Regions from separate parts of the Homo sapiens genome. Here region 2 is linked to region 1. A link is a contact called in ENCODE Hi-C or POLR2A ChIA-PET data. All regions are on one chromosome and are shown on one strand. Each heading gives the region's core, a stretch centred on a gene start or an enhancer-like site at or near the end of the contact. The rest is flanking DNA. Distances are from core to core; before and after follow the strand shown. Region 1 has its middle 48 kb from the start of MITF. Region 2 overlaps MITF (melanocyte inducing transcription factor).

What was found. A loop is a pair of places that touch in the nucleus more often than their neighbours do. ChIA-PET counts read pairs that join two places held with the same protein, here RNA polymerase II (POLR2A). Pooled maps may share reads with other maps.
Region 2: a map of Caco-2 shows a loop between it and region 1 (29-fold over the local background). The contact joins two enhancer-like sites. A Hi-C loop is called at or near these places in 93 of 168 maps with a recorded cell type or tissue (A673, Caco-2, Calu3 and 49 more), 4 of 37 single-sample maps with no recorded cell type and 38 of 50 pooled maps. POLR2A ChIA-PET finds 5 or more read pairs at or near these places in 3 of 52 experiments (AG04450, BJ and MCF 10A).

The regions. Positions count from the first base shown.
Region 1 is chr3:69,688,796-69,694,862 of GRCh38, reverse strand. No RefSeq gene overlaps it. Among named protein-coding and RNA genes, the nearest start is that of MITF, 48 kb to the left of the region's middle. Within about 2 kb of position 3,607, at least 2 of the 41 ENCODE cell types and tissues checked have a DNase peak (open chromatin) inside an H3K27ac peak, as active enhancers do.
Region 2 is chr3:69,788,336-69,794,402 of GRCh38, reverse strand. All of the region lies in intron 1 of MITF (melanocyte inducing transcription factor), which reads right to left. Among named protein-coding and RNA genes, the nearest start is that of MITF, 52 kb to the right of the region's middle. Within about 2 kb of position 3,147, at least 12 of the 41 ENCODE cell types and tissues checked have a DNase peak (open chromatin) inside an H3K27ac peak, as active enhancers do.

The sequences.
Region 1 (6,067 bases), core at 2,358-4,857:
CAGAGTCAGAGAGACCTGAGTCTGAATCCTGACTCTGTGGCCTTGGGTAAGTCTTGTAAGCTCTACTGCCTTAATTTCCTGCTCTGTAAAGTGGGGACAGTAGTAAGCACGATTGAGCATTCAGTAAGCATCAAACTTGTTGTGGAATGCACATACCCAGTATATGTTCACTACTATCATTAGAGTGGGAACAACAACAAAAAGCTTCAAAGTCTTCACCTATAAAATGGAAATAAAAATACCCATCTAATAGGAGGATTAAAGGAAAATTTCACAATTGCTTAGAAAATTCACACGTCTGAAAAGAAAAATGATAACAAAGAAGAAGAAATGTAAGCAAAATTAACTATTTGTCTCATTAGTGAATAATATTTACTTAATCATATCAATGTAAATAAAGAATATTAATTTAACTAAATAAACTGTGATGGAACTATACTAATTAGGTGGGTGAAGGGGAAGGACAGATTTAAGAGAGTAAAGTCCTCATCAACCATTAAAAAATCAATATTGCCAATCTTAAGAAAGAGCAGCAAAAGCATATCATTTAGAAATGTGAATGCAAATGTGGGAAGAAACAGCAAAATCTGTTGTGTATGGCTGAGGAACAGGATATGGGCCTGACAACTGCTGTTTTTTTTTTTTTTTAACAAGCCTTTTAAAACCACATTAGTTGACATTATATTAGGCTGCAAGTAACAACAATAGTAACAAAGTGTACACAAATAACAAGAGCTTGAACAAGAGAAAGTTTATTCCTTGTTCAAGCAAAAGTCCGTAGGAGTGGTTCAGTTCTGGGAGGGAAGATCCATTCCAGCAGTGCCCAGGGAAATAAGACTCCCCTCAGCTCCCCATTCCACCACCCTTAGGGAGGGGCCCCCATCTTCATAGTCCAAAGCCACCCTCCTCTCAACAAGAGAGGAAAGGGAGAACAAAGAAGGCACGTCAGGTGCAGTTTAGTTATCTCTTAGGGAAGGACCCTTGAAGCAACCATACAACAGTTTACATCCCATTGGTCAGGACTTATCACATGCCCCTATTTATTTGCAAGGGAAGCTTTGATGCAGAATCTTTATTTAGGACAGCCGTATGCCTAGCTAAAAGATATCTTACTGTGGGAGAATAGAAAAATGGATATGGGGGACAGCTAAAACTTATTCCCACAAGCACTACTGACTTTTGCACTACTATTGTAACACTTCAAAGTAAAACCTAAACACAAGTGAGATACAACACCATGTGTTTTGTGGTAGGTAAGGGCTCAGGCTTTACGGTCAGAGGGCTGGGGTATGAATCCTGGATTATACACTTAGCAACTCTATGATAACCTCTGGGCCTCCATTTCCTTCCCTGTAAAATGAAAATAAAAGTATGACCAAGATCCTGGGTTGATGAAAATAGTTGATGTTAAAAATTGCTTATAACGGTTTCTGATATGTGGAAAGCATTCCTAAAGTGTTTGTTGTTGTCATCGTAAATATTCTACAATTATTAAAATAAACCAGTAACATTTCTGAGGAAATCCAATCCGAGAAGGACTAAAATAATAAACAGAAAAATTGAATCTCTAGGAAACATTTAGAGAATCATTCAAGGAATGGAATAGAAGATTAACACATTTTAATAAAGAGCTTGGTAACACCGCATGTATGAAACAAGAAATTAATGCACCAAAAGGACCAACCAGACCGTATTGGATACAACTAACACAACTAACGTATAGCCTCAGATTCTTTGGGCCTCACCAATCTCAGAAACACACAGTAGATGTGTGGCCACAGCCCCCGCCTAACATTGCAGCAACTTCTTATGCTGTAAGACACTTTTACCACCTGAGGCCAACCAGTCACACACCCATTGTTTCTGGCTCCTTCCACTGCTCTGGAAATGGTGTGGGTTCTGGCTTCCTAAGAGGTTGCCAAAGGGATGAGATTATGACATAATTAACATTGGGGATGATTTAACTCCCAGTTGGGGAAACTGACTGGTGAGTGGTCAGGAGAAAGCTGAACAACAGGAGGTGGCATAAATGTAAGTGCATTAATTTCATCTATTTGTTTTTTTAAAAAGCTAACTGGCATGTTCTAAGTTTTATATATCAAAAATAGGGATTTATATAGACTCTTCAATGCCCCAAAATTAATCAGTAGAAAAAACATTAAAAATAGAGTTAACAAAAATCGGAGGTTGTTGGGTAATAACAAGCCAGCAAGGAGTGAGTAGTTGTGTTTCAAAATTGAGAAATCAAGAACAAAAAGCATAAATATATTGTTTAAAGTTATAGTAGCTATTGCCAGAAAAAATATGCTATAAGAAATTATTTCTAGGTAGTGAGATTGAAAGAGATGTAATTTTCATATTATACTACACTATTTTTAAAAAATTCACAATGTTCAACTGTTACATTGATATAGCTTCAGATACAGATAATTACTTTTTTAATTTGGGAAGAATACATATAGACTCTCACGTTGGCGGGGGTTAACATTAGGGAAAGAGATTTTTGACTTTGTTTTATTTCCCTTAACATAATTTTGTATTGTTTGAATATTTATAATGATGACATCTTACATTGACAAATGAAGTGATTTTGGGAGAGACATTGATATAGCAATGTATACAATGCCTGCCATGCAGTGAGCACACAGTCAGTGACTTCTTTTCCTCATCTGAAGCAGTTCAGCACTGTGATTGAGGATTGAATGACATGGCGTATGTGAAGCATTTAGCACAGCACTTGGTATTGCTCAATGAAACTGGTTATTACTATCACCCTGTTGTTGCTGATCTTCAAGCTTCTAGCTTTCAAATTCACTGAACCGAATCCAATCTGAAACAACTAGGTTTCACAAACCCATCTAAAAAGATTCCTTTCTTCTATCAACTTAGCATCCAAAGATTTTCCAAAGACTTTATGGCTAATCCTGGTTCCCACATTCTCTCGCGATGTGCTTCTGAGCCTCTGAATTCTCATCTGAGAAATGGTGACATTATAACAAGATCAAGCCCAGAAATTATAAGAAGTTTACAGAAGGCCGGGCGCGGTGGCTCACGCCTGTAATCCCAGCACTTTGGGAGGCCGAGGCGGGCGGATCACGAGGTCAGGAGATCGAGACCATCCCGGCTAAAACGGTGAAACCCCGTCTCTAATAAAAATACAAAAAAAAAAAAAATTAGCCGGGCGTAGTGGCGGGCGCCTGTAGTCCCAGCTACTTGGGAGGCTGAGGCAGGAGAATGGCGTGAACCCGGGAGGCGGAGCTTGCAGTGAGCCGAGATCCCGCCACTGCACTCCAGCCTGGGCGACAGAGCGAGACTCCGTCTCAAAAAAAAAAAAAAAAAAAAAAGAAGGTTACAGAAGATATTGCGTTTAACATATGGCATATAGTATTAAATCCTCAATATGTGAAAGCAAGTGTTGCTGTCATGGTTACAAAGAGCCATGCAGCCACGTCTAGCTAACATCTTGAAATCAGGAAAGGGAAAGTGCCTTTACAAACAGTCCAAAGACAGATTCCTTAGACCCTCCTCTGTAATTGGAAGCAAAAGCCGTCACCTTGGAAATCCCTCAAGGCTGCAGTCATCACTAGGACATGCTGCCTCCCTGTGGAATTTCACAGACACAGTCATGAGACAGGCAAAGCTTCCAGCTCAGAATGTGGATGCCAAAAGCCAGAATCAGAAACATTCCCCAGGCTTTCTAATTGTTTTGTTCATGTATTATCCATATTCGAGCCACAACTGTCACGTTTTCAATGAGTCGTAGTCAGCCTACCCTATTTATAACAGCAATTCACAACCTACCCATTCCCATTCCCCTTTATGTCACGCTAGTTTTTCCCCTTTTCATTGCATTTATCGCCTTTTAACACACTGTATCACTTATTTATTCTTATTGTTTATTTTCTGTCTTTCTTTGTTACTTCACAGGAGCAGAAATGATTTTTTTAGTCTGCTTTGATCTCAAGTGACTATAACAGTGCCTGACGCATAGAAGGAACTCAGTATTTCTTGAATGAATGAATGAATGCTTTCTCCTATACCATGATATGAAATCGTTGGAAACCTTAAAGAGATTTTTTTATTGTGCTGAATGTATGCATGGAAGACCACAGGCCATGTTGTTCTTTTCTGACACAATTCAAATACTAGAATGGGTATCATTTCAACAACCTGATCCCTGGTTCCTGTACAGAAGTCTCAAGCACCCAACCAAACATTTCCTTCTGTACTTGATCAGCAAAGAAATGCAGTGGCGTATACACAACGTCAGTTTTCACTTTCCCAGGTAGATTCTCTGTGTATGTCTGTGTGTGTGTGTGTGTGTGCATGTATGTGACCCACTCAAGATTTTGAAGATGAATAAAATGTGGAAGGAAGAACTAATTTCTTCTCTGATGATTAGAGGGTAAAAGAGGGAAGAACAAATTTGATGAATCTTCAAGTCCTTTATCTTATATTTTTAGCCCATGTGAAAACCATTTTAAACCAGGGATTTAAAAAGCCTGGTCTGAAATGGAATGGGTATATCTGAGTGAGAACTGAATCATTTTCTGGTCTAACATAGCCAATTGGAGCATGCCTGTAATGTGAGGCTCTGAAGTCAGAGCTGAGTTCAAATTCCACCTTTGAAACCTCAGACCAGTCATTTTAATTCCCCTGAGCCTCTTCATCCTCACTGAGAATTAAATGGGATAACAAATTTGTAATACAATCATTTGGTGTTCCCCAGACCCTAAAATTCAGTTTTTTGAGTCTCTTTACCTTATAGAAAATTCTGGCTCAAGTTCACCCTCCCCTCTATACATGAAACCCAGGGATCCCTCGGTATTTTTAGTGGGGGAGTTGCTTTTCTTCCAGTAGCTTCTCTGATTTCCTGTTTCTTCTGTATCTTTTTCTGCCCCATGTTGAAGGAAATGTGGAGAATTTCATTATCCATCCCTATCAAGAGTTGGTTAACACAAGACAATTGTGTGGCCCATGCCCAAAACTGGTTAGGGGCAGCAGAGGGTAATTATCTCCCAGCACAATACATCAATCAAGCCAACCTCCCTGCTATGGTTTGAACATCTGCCCCTCCAAACCTCATGTGAGAATTTGATCCCCAGTGGTGGAGTTGGAGCCTGGTGGAAGGTGTTTGGGTCATGGGGGCAGATATCTCATGCATAGGCTAATGTCCTCCTTCAGGAGGGGGAAGGTGTGAGTGAGTTCTCACTCTGTTAGTTCCCGTGATTGCTGGTTATTAAAAAGAGCCTGTCACCTTCTCCCATCTCTGCTTTGCTTCCTCTCTGGCCATGTGATGTGATCTCCGCACACCCAGCTCTCCTTTGCCTTCTGCCATAAGTGGAAGCAGACTGAGGTCCTCACCAGATGCAGACACTGGCACCATGCTTCTTGTGCAGCCTGCAGGACTGTGAGCCAAATAAAGTTCTTTTCTTTATAAATTACCCAGTCTCAGGTATTCCTTTATGGCAACACAAAGAGAGTAAGACACTACCTGTACTTAAAGGCTCATTCGGTATTTCCCTGTGGAAATTTGTCACTGGACATGTCACCCCTGGGGTCTTTCCCTTGCTGCATTCCCAGACCTTGCTAACTTTTTCTTTCCTATAGTCACCTATAACCTCTTCCTAAACATTTGTGTTTTTAGCTCTTCAGCTCCCACCTTAACACTGCACCTACCTCTTTATCTCCAAAGGCTCATTAAGGGGCTCTGTTCTAGAAGAAACCATCTAACCCAGGACCTTTGTCCTCTGGCACGGCAAAGCAGCCACAGAGCCTATGACATCCCGTCTGTTATTTAATATGATTAGAATCTCAGACCTGGTTGGCTATTCCCTTTACTCTCTGTATGAAGAAGGAAGAGGTAGATTTATTTGTCCTTCCACAGATATAACTCACACCAGCACGATTAGAAGAAAAGTTGGCTAGGCATGGTGGCTCACACCTGTAATCCCAGCACTTTGGGAGTCTGAGGGTGGTGGATTACTTGAGGCCAGGAGTTCAAGACCAGCCTGGACAACATGGTGAAATCCTGTCTGTATTAAAACGTACAAAAATTAGACAGGTG
Region 2 (6,067 bases), core at 1,898-4,397, 100 kb before region 1:
AAAGCCATCTGACTTTCTGTAAAAACAAAAAACAATGCTTTAATAAGGGGTCACATTTCTGATGAAGGGCCTGATGCCCAGCTTTGTTCACATACATAACACCACACCCTATTTCGTTAAGCAGACCAACCACAATAGCCACCTGCAAATGTGAAGAAACTTAAATAATTATATATATAGCTCACCTTTTCACAGAAAAAGATTATAGAATATGTGGAAACAGCAGTTTCCCTCAGTGATCTTCCCAATGGGGCTATTTTGCTCAAGGCCAGAAGTTGGGGGAGACTCTGTAGAAAAGATACTAGGAGAGGAAAGAGGTCGTTGGCTACCTGGATGCCACTGCCTCCTATACACTTCATATAGCTGGGGTGACATGGGTGGGACAATGGGTGCCTCGTGAACTGCTCAAATCCCAGTCGAAGAAAATGATGTCAGACGCAAATGGCATTCCTGCCTCATTTGAGTAGGTGTTGCCCCACCACAGCCAGAAAATATTCAAACTGTCTGATTGAGATAGCACAACTTATAAATGAGGACACTGTTGTCTATGTGCCATTATGGATACCAAAATGGCATAAACTGAAGATCATTCCAGTGCTGGCTTGTACACAGGAACTAAGTGAAGCTCACTATCTGGGGCCCAATACTGAGATTCACTTCTAATGCATGTGACATTACATTCATGTTGCCAAGTGTTGGTGAATACATAAAGAAAAGTAGTGTTCTTCCACATAACTGGGTTTTTAAATATATACCTTATATACATTATAGGAGTGGTTCTCAACAGGAGCAATTTTTCCACCCAAGGAACATCTGGCAGTGACTAGAGACATTTTTGGTCATCATAACTTGAGCATTGGGAGAGGGTGCATGCTATGAGCATTGGGAGAGGGTGCATGCTATGAGCATCTAATGGGTAGAAGCCAGGGACGCTACGTGTTCCACAACACACAGCACAGCTACTCACACCAAAGAGCTATATGACCTAAAATGACTAAAATGCCGAGCTTGAGAAATCCTTCACTATACAGCATAGATAGCTATAATGCAAAAATTCAAAGAGGTAAATCAGCAAATTAGAAAATCTGGCTGGGTGCAGTGGCTTACGCCTGTAATCCCAACACTTTGGGAGGCCGAAGCAGGCAGACTGCTTGAGCCTAGTAGTTCAAGACCAGCCTGGGCAACATGGCGAAACCCCATCTCTACAAAAAATACAAAAAAATTAGCCAGGTGTGGTGGCAAGCGCCTATAGTTCCAGCTACTCAGGAGGCTGAAGTGGGAAGATCACTTCGGCCCAGGAAATCGAGGTTGCCCAGGAACGGTGATTGCACCACTGTACTTCAGCATGGGTGGCAGAGGGAGACCCTGTTTAAAAAAAAAAAAAAAAAAAAAAAAAAAAAAAAAGCTAAAGACTTTAGCCCATAAAACAAGAAAAAATTTAAAGTAATAAAGCAAATGAAACATTTAGAAACCCTTTAATTTTCCTCTTCAAATATTATACAGGGTAAAGCTTTAAAAATATGTATGTGTAATTAAAATATGCAATGCTATCTTTTTAGTGGAGGAGAGGAAATTTTTAGTGGGGCAGAGGAATCAATCAATAAGGAATTTTATGAATAAATTGTGATAAAACTATACTATTAAAAAAATTAGCCATTAAAAGTAGCGATTTTGAGCTAAATGTACTGATTTGGAGAGATGCCAATAAAATAATGCCAGGGAAGTCAAGTTACAAGATTCTGTACCCAGAACGAGTCCACTTTTGTAAAAATTAGAAAAACAAATTTCTCTAGATACATATCTTATTTGCATGGGTTGGGGAAGGATTGTTGATATAAACCAAACTCTTAATATTGATTTCTTTAGAAGAGTAGGATTAGGGATGGTGAGTAGGGAAATTAACCACATTTTATCTATACACTATCGTTATTCTTTTGGAATTTAAAAAAAAAATCATATAATGAAAGCTTGAGCTTAAGAAGGGAGGGAAGGAAAAAGCAAGGAGATGAGAGAGGAAAGAAAAAAAGGGCATCACTGTAACAGCACATAGGAAAACTTGAATCTGTTGTTCCTATTTTTACCAGTGAGTGCTGCTGTTGACCAATTTAATGGATAAAAGCAGTGAAATAAAATTGAAGAAAGCAACTCCAAACATCTGGCCCTTTGCTCACTATCAGACCCTTTCAGCTAGCAACACAGTTTAGTTCAGTTGGCTTTGTTTTGTTTCGTTTCTCTGATCCACTACTCATCTTTGAAAATTCTGCATCAGATAGTGATGGAATCAACTAGTCATATCTCTTTTCAAAAACAGAGGCAGCAACTGTGCTAGATGACAGCTTCACTTCTGGCAAGTACAGATGAGGATTCAGCACATCCGTCTCTACTTCAAGGAGCAACTCTCAGGGCACAGCAACTTAATTATCCAAGTCTCATTCCCAGAAAGTTCCCCGAATACCTCTGCTCCACCAGTCTTGGAAACTAAGGCCTCCTCTACTGTTGTTCACTATTATTCAAAGCATGAAACTGCATTTTCCAAGTTCTACTGCACCAATGAAATAGACCCAGCATGAAACATATAGGCAGTTCTAATAATGCCTCTTGCATACACACTTAAATGCACACACAGGGATGTCATGCAGTGCATAGCTTTGAAAAACGCACAACTGCTGCATTCCAGTATTTTGCCTCTACTTGCCATTAGATGCCACCAGCCCTATCTTGAAAAACAACAGAATAATAAGATTTAAAAGAGAAAAAACTGTGCCAGTTTGAACTTTCAAATACCCAAGGTTTTTATATTTTGCATAAGTAGCCATTCTTCTTAACTTGCCATGAAGAGGTCTTGAGCCTCTTGGGTCTCTAGATTCCTTTCTATTGACAGGCATTTTCTTACAACTTGCACATAAAGAATTGCAAAACATGGTTGTTTTTGCTTGCAAAATAATGATTTGTTACCATACTATTAATCCAGTACTAGTAAAATGAACTCAGGAACATGTATTTGTCTTTTCTCTGTTATGACACTCAAACCACCACCACCACCACCACGCTGTTAAGAAGAAAACAACTTGGAGAGCTCTTCAGCGATCATGGAGTTTTCTTTCATCCCAGACTTGAATCACAGTTGCGGAGGCCGGATTTCACAATCCCCCTCAGGGACTGCAAGTGCTGGCGCCAATCACAGCATTTCCCTGATTAGCAAACTGGCTTTAGACCCTTCAAAAACTTTCACATTTGAAATTTAACACATCTATATTTAGAACATGACTTGCAGGACATTTGCTGTACGCAAAATGGCAAAAGAAAAAAGGGCATTGGGACTATATTTGTTCATATAGAAATACAGAGATGATAACTCTAGGACCTCAAACAGAAGCAGAAACCTAGAAATTAGTGTCTCTAAAAAGAAGTTAGTGTGGGAGCTCGCAGAGCATCCACCATCTACGGTCTATTATTATTGGATGCATTTGGAATTAAGAAGTTTAATATCTTAAACCTACAAATACTGTGGCCAGGAAGTTAGTATATCTGCACGAGGACTTGGGTCTTGTATAAGAAATTCGAGAGTGAGAGAAATGAATCTGAATTTCATGCCTAGGACTGAAAGTGGGGTGCTGCTCCTCAGCTACAGCCATTTGTTGATTGGACAGACTAGGGACTTGGAATTTCCAGATTCTCCAGTTTTCCAAGAGAAGCGAGATATAGGGGTTTTGATGTGAAAGTTCCTAATTTTTAAAAAATATTGACCACTATTTCACATTTGTCAAAAACTGATTGTCCATGGGCCACATTCAGCCTGTGGCCTTGGGGTTTGCAACTTCAAGTAAGATGTTGAAATACTCAATGAAGTAGTAAAATTAGTGCCAGGTGATAAATGTGAAATTTTTAAAATTGTGGTAAAAAACAAATAAACAAACATGTTACATAAAATTTACCATTTTAACCATTTCTAAATATACAGTTCATTGATGTTAATTACATTCACATTGTTGTGCAAGAGATCTCCAGAACTTTTTCATCTCGCAAAACTGAAGCTCTATACCCATTAAATACCAACTCCCCTTTTCCCACTACCCCCTCCCCCTAGCAACCACCATTGTACTTTCTGTCTCTATGAGTTTGACTCCTCTACATACCTCATGTAAGTGGATTCATACAGTATTTACCTTCTTGTCACTGGCTTACTTAACTTACTATAAGTGGATTCATACAGTATTTACCTTCTTGTCACTGGCTTACTTAACTTACTATAATGTCCTAAAGATTCATCTATGTTGTAGCATGGCATATGACAGGATTTCCTCCCTTTTTAAGGCTGAATAATACTCCATTGTATGTATGCAGCACATTCTGTTTATCCATTCACCTGCTGATGGACATTTGGGTTGCTTCCACTCTTGGCTATTGTGACTAGCACTGCTATGAACATGGATGTGCAATTATCTATAGGACCCTGCTTTCAATTCTTTTGGATATATATATATATATACATGCACACAAAACTGGGATTACTGGATCACATGAGAGGTTTGTTTGTTTGTTTTTCTGAGACACAGTCTCACTCTGTTGCCCAGGCTGCAGTGCAGTGGTGCGATCTCCATTCATTGCAGCCTCTGCCTCCTGGGTTCAAGCAATTCGCACGCCTCAGCCTCCCAAGTATGTGGGACTACAGGTGTGTGCCACCACGCCCAGCTAAATTTTTTATTTTTAGTAGAGATAGGGTTTTGCCATGCTGCCCAGGGTTGTCTCGAACTCCTGGCCTCAAGTGATCCACCTGAGTTGGCCTCCCAAAGTGCTGGGATTACTATTTTTAATTTTTTATGAACCTCTATGCTCCTTTCCGTAGCAGCTGTATCATTTTACAATCCCACCAACAGTGCACAAGAGTTCCACTTTCTTTACATTCTCAACAAGAGTCATTATTTTTCTTTAATAGTAGCCATCCTAATGAGTATGAGGTGATACTTCTCTGTGGTTCCGATTTGCATTTCTTAGATGATGAGTGACATTGAGCACTTTTTCACGTGCTTGTTGGTCATCTGTATACCACTTCTGGAGAAATGTCTCTTAAAGTCCTTTGCCAATTATTTAATCAGGTTATTTTATTTTTTGTGATTGAGTTGTGGGAGTTCTTTATGCATTCTGGATATTAACCAATTATTAGATATATGATTTGCAAATACTTTTTACCATTCTGCAGTTTGTCTCTGCAGTCTGATGATTGTGTCATTTGATGCACAAAAGATTTTAAGTTTAATGGAGTAGCATTCATCTGTTTTCTTTTTTTTTCTAGCACCTAGAAGACTGTCCTATGTCAATTTTTTATTTTGTTGCCTGTGCTTTTGGTGTTACATACAATAAATCATTGCTAAGTTCAATATCACTATGTTTTTTCCATACATCTTCTTCTAGGAGTTTTATAGTTTTGGGTCTTACATTTAGGTCTTGAATCCATCTTGAGTTAATATTTGTACTTTGTGTAAGATAAGGGTCCAACTTCATTCCATTGCATCTATCTAGTTTTCCCAACCCCATTTGATGAAGAGACTGTCCTTACTTCATTGAATCATCTTGGCACCCTTGTCAAAGATCATTTGACCGTATATGCAAGGGTTCACTTCTGAGCTCTCTATTCTATTACATTGGTCTATTTGTGTGTCTTTATGTCAATACCACACTGTTGTGATTATTGTAGTTTTGTAATGTGTTTTGAAACCAGAAAGTGTGAGTCCTTCAAATTTGTTCTTCTTTCTCAAAATTGCTTTGGCTCTTCAGGTAAATGCAAATTTTTGGTGAAAGACTTCTGGGTCAAGTTTTTCCAAGGTCCAAGATGTTAAGGGTTCTCTTTCAATCTTCTACCACTAGTAGTATACAGAAGCACTAACTGCAGAAGAATTTACAGACATAATGCAACTTTCCAGAAATTTTAAACTTAGCATTAGGTATATAGCATACTCAAAGTATCGTGGCTTCTCTGAGAGAGAAAATAGTGGTTATCACAAGGACAAAAAACCAAACACCGCATGTTCTCACTCATAGGTGGGAATTGAACAATGAGAACACATGG